2 separate regions of the Homo sapiens genome follow, and region 2 is linked to region 1. Evidence: read pairs that join two places in POLR2A ChIA-PET (ENCODE). Cell type or tissue: Panc1. All regions are shown on one strand. Each heading gives the region's core, and the rest is flanking DNA. Links, peaks and the distances in the headings are about the cores only.

Region 1 (4,401 bases), core at 81-4,080:
ATTTATATTATATATATAATTTATATATTATATATAATATGTATACTTTATATTATATATAATATATATACTTTATATTATATATAATATATAATTTATATTATATATAATATATATTATATATGTATAATTTATATATATACTATATATAAATTTTATATAAATATATATACTATATATAAATTTTATATAAATATATATACACTATATATATAAATTTTATATAAATATATATATATTTTAGTACAGATGGGGTTTCACTATGTAGGCCAGGCTGGTCTCAAACTCCTGACCTCAAGTGATCCACCTGCCTCAGCCTCTCAAAGTGCTGTGATTAACTGTGTGAGCCACCACGCCCAGCCTGACTTTGTCCTTCTCTTTCTCCCTGACTCCTCATCTCACTCTCCCTTCTGTTCAACATGAGGAGATTAATTATCTATACAATTGCAATACCAGCTGTTAGCCCTTTGCCTCTCTCCTCATCCCCTTCCTCTCTCTCCTCTCTTTTCTCATTCTTCCAATTAGAGTTATGAGTTGGCCAGTGAAGTGGAGTCTGGACTACACCAATAACTCCTGCTATTATTGGAGGTACAGATGGATTACACTTGAGGGAAAAAATAACCACCATGATGTGGCATGCTTGGTAATTAGATATAAGTCTTAGAACATTTATTGCATTGCTATTTTCCTTTTGATTGCTACTTGGAATATATGCTGTTCTGATATTTTTAAGTCTTTTTCCTTACTGGAAACTGAGTTTCCCTAAGAAAGGCAAAAAGGAGAACCTGGTAACAAAATATCTGAATTTGTGGCTAATTTACTGTAGCTGAAATCTTCTTTTCCTCAACTCTCATTTAGAATAAAATTTCCAAAGGCTATAAGAAAGCTAAGACCCCATCATTGATTCTACAAAATGAACTAGGGGAGTAAGATGAACCAGTGGATTCACCCCTTAGTATGATTTGAAGGTACCAGGAAGGCATCTGCAGCAGATACTGTCAAGCCCCAGCAGCCTGACGCTTTTTAGGAAGGATGCCCTCAGTTTACTGGAGTCCACCACAGGGTAGAGAATTGAAACTTCCTACCCCACCTCACCCTCCACAAACCAGGGTAGCTCTTAACTAATGACTATCAGATGTGGTAGTATAAATACCTCTGCTCCCTCACCCCTTGGATGGCACAACTCTAAGGCATGGCCTACACTGATTCCAGAACTCCCCTATGAGATTGAGCCCAAAATACCCTCTACATGACTTTGCCCAGCATTACACACTTGCTTGGCCTCCTTCGCCTCCCTCCTGTAATCCTCTACTCCCCTACAAGTCTTTTCCTGGAAACACTTCCTAACAAATCACTTATACAGAAATTTTTATCTCAAGGTCTGCTTCTTCAAACCAGACCTAAAACAGCCTCCCTAACTCTCCACTAAAAGCTGTCTTCCATGGTGTTTAAAATCATTTCCCTGGGTATTTATTCCCTTTGCCTTAAGCTTAAACCCTGGAAACCTGCAAAGCCCCTGTGAAAGATCCCAGTTTGCAGAATTGTTGAAATCTACCTGACCACATTTCAAGACTTTTCTTAGAACAAATTTATTTTGGTTGAGAGCAGTTTCAAGAGAAAGAAGATGAGCTACACAAAGGGGGTGAAAAAGCAGAGAGATTCCTAACCCTATGTTTTGGTTTCCTTATCTGTGATCTTGGTGGAGATGGTGGGAGGCCGATTCCAGAACTCCTGAGTTTCCTTGTTCTAACAGTCCACAGTCTATGAACCTGAAGGATGAGGATATTGCCAATGAATGTTTCTTTCTTTTTAATTTTGCGAGGCACAACTGCACTTAGCCCTGAGAGATCATTTTCCTCTACCTTATCATACAAATGGTGCATATCTTTCATATATTCTCATTTTGGCTTGGTTGGGGAAAAAGAAGGTGGGTATGGGGTGGTACTTTGTGACTAAGAAGATTGATTTTTAATTTGGCCACTGCTAAGACAAAAAAAATTGCATCTAAAAGTAAACAATATAGCACTTAGTTATCTTCAAATGTTTGGCTTCTGTTGAAATCGATTCAGTGTATGATTACAGAATAAATTACGCACTTCTCTGTTTACTTTCTCAAAGCCCTTGGTACCCTAAGCCAGAGTAATTTGTAGCCCAGAGAAATATGTTAAATAACCCAGGGGGCTTTTAAAAAGAATGAATGCACTTCCCCAGACAAGAGATTGTTTTTCACCTCAATAGTAACCAGATCCAAAATTTGAGCAATTCCCATGACGACCCTAAAAAGATGGCCTGATTTCTTGCATCCACCTAGACAAAGCCCCAGAGTAACTTAGTCTCTGTGTTATCATGCAGCCAATTTATGTCATTCCTAGCCCCTCTGGCCTCTTCTGGGGAAAAAAGAATGCCATCTGATGAATGTAGCCTTATCAGTGTTCCAGATTATAAGGCTATAGCGAGGCCTAGTTATTTAGCTGCCAATAATCATGGTTTCCATTCCAGTTTCAAGAAGATCTATGACACAACAGCAACAACAACATCAACAAACCTGTAGATCACGAACGCTCAAAAATGTTTTTCCATTTGGAAATCAATCTATGTAAGAAAATCCGCTGGGCACAGTGGTTCATGCCTATAATCCCAGCACTTTCGGAGGCCAAGGTGGGCAGATCACCTGAGGTCAGGAGATCGAGACTGTCCTGGCTAACAGGGTGAAACCCTGTCTCTACTAAAGATACAAAAAATTAGCCGGGTGTGGTGGCACACGCCTGTATTCCCAGCTACTCAGGAGGCTGAGGCAGGAGAATTGCTTGAACCCGGGAGGCAGAGGTTGCAGTGAGCCTAGATCCTGCCACTGCACTCCAGTCTGGGTGGCAGAGTGCAAAAAAAAAAGAAAAGAAAGAAAGAAAAAAGAAAATCTTCATTGTTTCACTGTAGTGTTTTCCACTCCTTTAGCCATGATGTTTTTGTATTCTAGGGTCTCAGGGATGGGCAAAAGAGAGATAACAGCCAGAAGAAGAAACACTGCGCAAATCAGGGGAGGGGCCAGGAAGTCTTTAAAAAAAAGCATTTGTGTCCCTTCATCCATTAAGCAACCTCCATTCCCTTCCCTATTTTGGAAATTTTTATTTTTTGTAAAGGACCAGATAGTAAATATTTTAAGCTTTGTGATCTACATGGATCTCTTTCACAACTACTCAACCCTGCTATTGGAGCATGAAAGCAGCTGCAGACAATATGTAAATGAACAGAATTAGCTGAGTTCCAATAAAACCTTATTTACAAAAACAGTTGGAAAGCCATCCTGACCCTTGCATGCCAGTCCCTACTCCCAAGAAATCTTTAATAGACACTCAAAAAAAAAATGATAGTTTGAAAATGCCATAGGATGTAAAAAAAAAACATGTATTACTATTTATTTTAAAGTACGCTAGTAACTAAAATGCAATCATCTATGAAATGAAATTATGGAATTTTTTTCAAGCTTGTTACAGTGGAATTTACCACCATGTAGCATTTGCTGTCATGCCACATAAATTTAACAACATTGCCACCAAATTGTTCTAAAGTCAAAGATCAGCTAGCCTCTAGATTCATGGGCCTTTTTTAAAATTTCCAACTTTTATTTTAAGTTCAAGGGTACATGTGCAGAATGTGCAGGATTGTTACATAGGTAATCATGTGACTTAGCTCTTTTAAACATCTTTAAAGCATGGAAGAGTAAAAAGACCAGTTACATAAATTGATAGTATGGTTAATTCATTTAAAAAAATTATATTGCATAAGTAGTATTAGTATCCTTATTTAATAGATGAAGAAATTGAGACACAGAGGGTGTAAGGAACCTGCTCAAAGTGGTACAACCAGCAGGTGGCAGAGATAGGATTTGCCCTGGTCTTCATGATGCCAAAGCTTTTAGCACCTGAACAATTTCCTAAAATAGCAAAAGATAGTCATCATTTCCTGACTCAGTCCTTTGATCCTGCCTCCCTGCTTGGAACTGCAGCTCACTCCCTCTTATTGAGTCTATACCTATCCTTGCTCCCAGAATGTTTCTCTCTGCACATTCTTTTCTTTCTGCTCTGTCTGATCTTTGTCCATCTCCTTTGCTGGTTTTGAATCTCTTCCCAGGGCTTTGAAGTCATGAAAGACTTCACTGGCTCCCAAATCCCCATCTGTGGCCCAAACCTCCTCTTTAATCTTCAGACCTATATTGTCATCTATACACTAAACATCTCCACCTCAACTTCTCTCATGCATCCCAACTCAAAACGTTCAGAACTTATCACTTTTCCCCCAAAACCTGTTCTCTTTCCTGTACAACTTATTTGGTAAGTGGCTCCACCTATACTTGGAGCTCTAAGCAGCCGTGTAAGAAGTACAAACACCCTGCTGGAGAGGTCA
Region 2 (4,401 bases), core at 192-4,191, 160 kb after region 1:
CAGGAAAGGTGGCTCCACTTGAGGCATTAGAATGTCAGCCATAGCAGTGGCTGCAAGTCCAGTTCTTACTAAAGAAGTGGCAATGGGTGAGATTAATTAGTGTCTCACGCTCAGTGATAGTAACTGATATTCTTTACCAAAAAATATGCCTAACCAATGGGTTATAACACTTTGGTAAGCCACAAATAGATAACAGGTGGCCTGCCCACAAAAGATTGATGGTTGTAAATATTGCATCTTGAATTTTTTCATTTTAAGCACTTTTACAGCCATTAAAATTGATAACTTAAAAAGAAATATTTAGGTATAAATCTAACAAAATATGCACAAGATCTTTATGAGGAAAACTACAAGACTCTGGTGAAAGAAATCAAAGAACTAAATAAATGGAGAGCTATTCCATGTTCATGGATAGGAAGACTCAATACTGTTAAGATTTCAGGTCTTCCCAAATTGATCTATAGGTTAAGTGCAACCCAAGTCAAAACCTGAGCTAGTTACTTTGTGGATATCAGCAAACTTTTTTTAAAGTTTATATGGAAAGGCAAAAACCCAGAGTAGCTAACACAATACTGAAGAAAAACAAACTCAGATGACTGATATTACCTGACTTTAAGACTTAATATAAAACCAAAGTGATCAAGGCAGTATGGTACTGGCAAAAGAATAAACAAATTGATCAGTGGAACAAAATAGAGGGACCAGAAAGAAACCCACACAAATACAGTCAATTGATATTTGACAAAGAAGCAAAGTCAGTCCAATGGAGAAAGGATAATCTTTTTGACAAATGGTGCTGGAAAAACTAGACATTCACATGCAAAAAAATGAGTATAGACATAGACCACACACTGTTCACAAATTTTAAGTCAAAATAAATCATTGACTCACATGTAAACAATAAAACTTCTAGGAGATAACATGAGGGAAAATTTAGGTAATCTTCAGTTTGGTGATAAAAATCAACAAACATCAACACATCAAAAGCATAAGTTGGACTCAGTTAAAATGTAAAACTTTTAGGGCAGCTTCAAGATGGCTGACTGGAGACACTGATCACCCAATCTCCCCAAAAAAGAAGAACCAAAGTTAGAGGTGAAAAATCATAACTCAAAAGATTAAGAGACGAGTGTGAAGGCCTATTGGAAAATTCACAAGCAGAAGCTAGGGCACAGAAAAAAGGAGGAGGCAAGAATTTGGCAGAAATTGAATCCTGAAGGACTTGGGGTCCCATGGAAAGGGTAAGTGGGGATGTTTTGGGTTGCCCTCACCCCTGTGACAGATTGCTAGTTTCCAAACTGTTGAAGAGCTCCTCTGCCCTCACAAGCTTATGCATCGGTGTGGGCGGCAATTTGGGAATTTCTTGAGGGCACTGCACTGGGCTGTCAGCAACCCCCAAATTTGAGCTATGGTAGCGGGCACCACACTGGGTGTGCACCCATTTTGGGACTCTATCCTGCCCAGGGAATCTCAGTTCTTGTGTCTCCACATCACCAAATCCCCTGCAGACATCCCTCAGCACCCACTGAGATTGTGGCACCCACATGGGGCCAGCTGGACCCAGGAGAGCTGAGGGTCTGACCCTCAGGGCATGCTGTTCCAAGGAAAAGGCAGAGTGCAGCATGCCAAGGGAACACCTGTTAGGACAAAAGAAACCATAGAGTGTGCTCTCCTATTCCTGAGAGCTCCCCACTTCTGTGCTGAAAGTGACTGCACTCCTTTCAACAGCGACATGGGCACTGTGCTTGGCTCTGTGGGTGAAGAGTGTGGTTCTGCCATAGCAGCCAGGTGGCCCCAGTGCTTGGGCCTGGTAATGGAGATGAAGCCTCCTACTCCCCGCATAGCTGCTGCCGCCAGGGTTTGGCTTAAGCATACCTGTAGACAGCCATTCCAGGGCTATTAAGGATGACTGCATCCTTACTGGCAATGTCCCCACTGGGCCCTAGATTGTACAAAAGACAGGGCCCCTCCACCTCTGTACAGACAGTGGCAGCATTCCTGCAGCAAGAACAGGTGAGCCATAAAGCTGTCTATTTTGGGCTGAGGGAAGAGGCTCCACACCAAAGCCATTTCAGCAGAGAGCCACAGGAAAGGCATTGTCCATGTCTCTCAGCTACATTGAAGTGTCTGTCGAACTGAGTCATGAGCCCTGGGACAGAGGCATGATAGGGAAGAAGACTGCGTTTCTGCACCATGGAGCTGGTGCAGCCCCCTGACCCCCTGAGGAGACCTTTGTGCATTTCACCAGAAGCTCCCCTAAGCACCCCATCAGGGCTTGTGCTTGTGCTTGGCATTGGGTTATCCAAGAACAAGCCTGGCAGTCCAGCTTGACTCAGCTTTGGCCACTCCCCAACCCAGGGCTGAGCAGGAAACTCAGAGAATGGTGTATTCCACAGGCCAGATAATTGCCTGTGACAACACAGAGCTTCTCCCAGCTGAAAAAAAAGATCAAGTATATACCCATCTGCGTCTGCCACAGAAGCTCTTACCTTCAAGTGCCACCTACTGGTCTGGAAGTCAAACTGCACAACCTAATACAAATTTGGCTGACTCAGTGTACAGCACTAGGGACCGAGATAAGTTTCTGAAGACTTCTATCTCCGTCTTTACAGGAGACTGAGAGCCTACTCACATGCCCAGTACACCACTACTACAACCAGCATTTGAGAAAACAACCATACTAACGTTATCTATAACCAAGGAATTCATACAGAGCCTTGGCCCCCTGAAAGCACCAAGAAGCAAAGCCAAACAATCCTATTCAACATACATTACAGTCATCCTCAAAGAAGAAATAAAAAGTCTTGTCCAAACAAAAGTAAATTCAAAAATAAGAAGTGACACCTCAGAATAAGAAAGGACCAACACAACAATTCCAGCAGCATGAAAAAAAGAGTGTGTTATGATAACCTCAAAGGATCACACTAAATATCTAACAATGGATCCTAACCAAAATGAAAATTCCAAAACACCAGATAAAGAATTAAAAATATAGATTGTAAGGAAGCTCAATGAGATCCAAGAGAAAGTTGAAAAACAACACAAGGAAATCAGAAAACAATTCAAGGTATGAATGAAAAATTTACTAAGGAAAAAGATTTAAAAAATAAAAGAACATCTGGAAATGAAACAGTCATTGAAGCAATTACAAAATACAGTTGAAAGCTTTAACAATAGATTAGACCAAGAGGAAGAAAGAATTTCAGAGCTCAATGACAGGTCTTTGGAAGTAACCCAATCTGACAAAAATACAGAGAAAAGTGTTGTTTTTTTTTGTTTTTTTTTTTTTTTTTTTGAGATGGAGTCTTGCTCTTTCACCCAGGCTGGAGTGCAGTGGTGCGATCTCAGCTCACTGCAAGCTCCGCCTCCTGGGTTCATGCCATTCTCCTGCCTCAGCCTCTCAAGTAGCTAGGACTACAAGCGCCCACCACCACACCCAGCTAATTTTTTGTATTTTTAGTAGAGATGGGGTTTCACCGTGTTAGCCAGGATGGTCTTGATCTCCTGACCTCGTGATCTGCCCCCCTCGGCCTCCCAAAGTGCTAGGATTACAGGAGTGAGCCACCACACCCGGCCGAGAAAATAATTTTTTAAACGAACAAAGCCTTTGAGAAATATGGTATTATAAACCATCCAGACCTGTAAGTCATAGGTATCCCTGAGGGAGAAGAAGAAAAATTTAAAAGTTTGGAAAACCTATTTGAGGGAATAATTGAGGAAAACTTTACTTTTCTTGCTAGAGATTTACACATCCAGATACAAGAAGCTCAGAGAACTCCTAGGAGATATATTGCAAGACAAACATCACCAAGGTGTATAGTCACCAGACTGTCCAAAGTCAACATGAAGAAAAAGAATCCTAATAGCAGCAAGAGAAAACTGTCTAATCACCTGTAAAGGAAATCCCATCACACTAACAGCAGACTTCTCATCAGAAAACTTACCAGACAGAAGAGATAAGGGTCCTATTTTCAGTCTTCAAAAAAAAAAAAAAAGCCAGGCATGGTGGTTCACACCTGTAATGCCAGCAGTTTGAGAGGCCAAGGTGGGTGGATCACTTGAGATCAGGAGTTTGAGACCAGCCTGGACAACATTGTGAAATGCCATCTCTACCAAAAATACAAAAATTAGCCAGGCATGGCGGTAAGCCCCTATAATCCCAGTTACATAGGAGGCTGAGGCATGAAAATCACTTGAACCCAGGAGGCAGAGGTTGCAGTGAGCCAAGATTGTGCTACTGCACTCCACCCCGGGTGACAGAGCAAGACTGCGTCTCAAAAAACAAAACAAAACAAAAAAACTGTCAGCCAACAATTCTATATCCTGCAAAATTAAGCTTCATAAATGAAGGAGAAATAAACTATTTCCCAGACAAGCAAACACTAAGGGAATTTGATGCCA

What was found. Peaks named below come from ENCODE experiments on the same cell type or tissue, not always from the same donor. Only the 100,000 strongest peaks of a DNase experiment are listed, where the experiment ranks them.
Region 2: POLR2A ChIA-PET joins it to region 1 with 10 read pairs; 1 of 35 experiments calls an interaction of 5 or more read pairs at or near these places.

Annotation. Positions count from the first base shown.
Region 1 is chr9:83,378,666-83,383,066 of GRCh38, forward strand. The region is part of intron 2 of FRMD3 (FERM domain containing 3); the gene reads right to left. Among named protein-coding and RNA genes, the nearest start is that of FRMD3, 160 kb to the right of the region's middle. In Panc1, for the core only: no CTCF peak of the experiment used is centred there; no DNase peak of the experiment used is centred there; H3K27ac peaks cover 898 bases.
Region 2 is chr9:83,542,081-83,546,481 of GRCh38, forward strand. It overlaps a transcript of FRMD3 not described here. Among named protein-coding and RNA genes, the nearest start is that of FRMD3, 5.9 kb to the left of the region's middle. In Panc1, for the core only: CTCF peaks have their summits at 2,504 (motif pointing left) and 2,704; a DNase peak (open chromatin) is centred at 2,521; H3K27ac peaks cover 329 bases.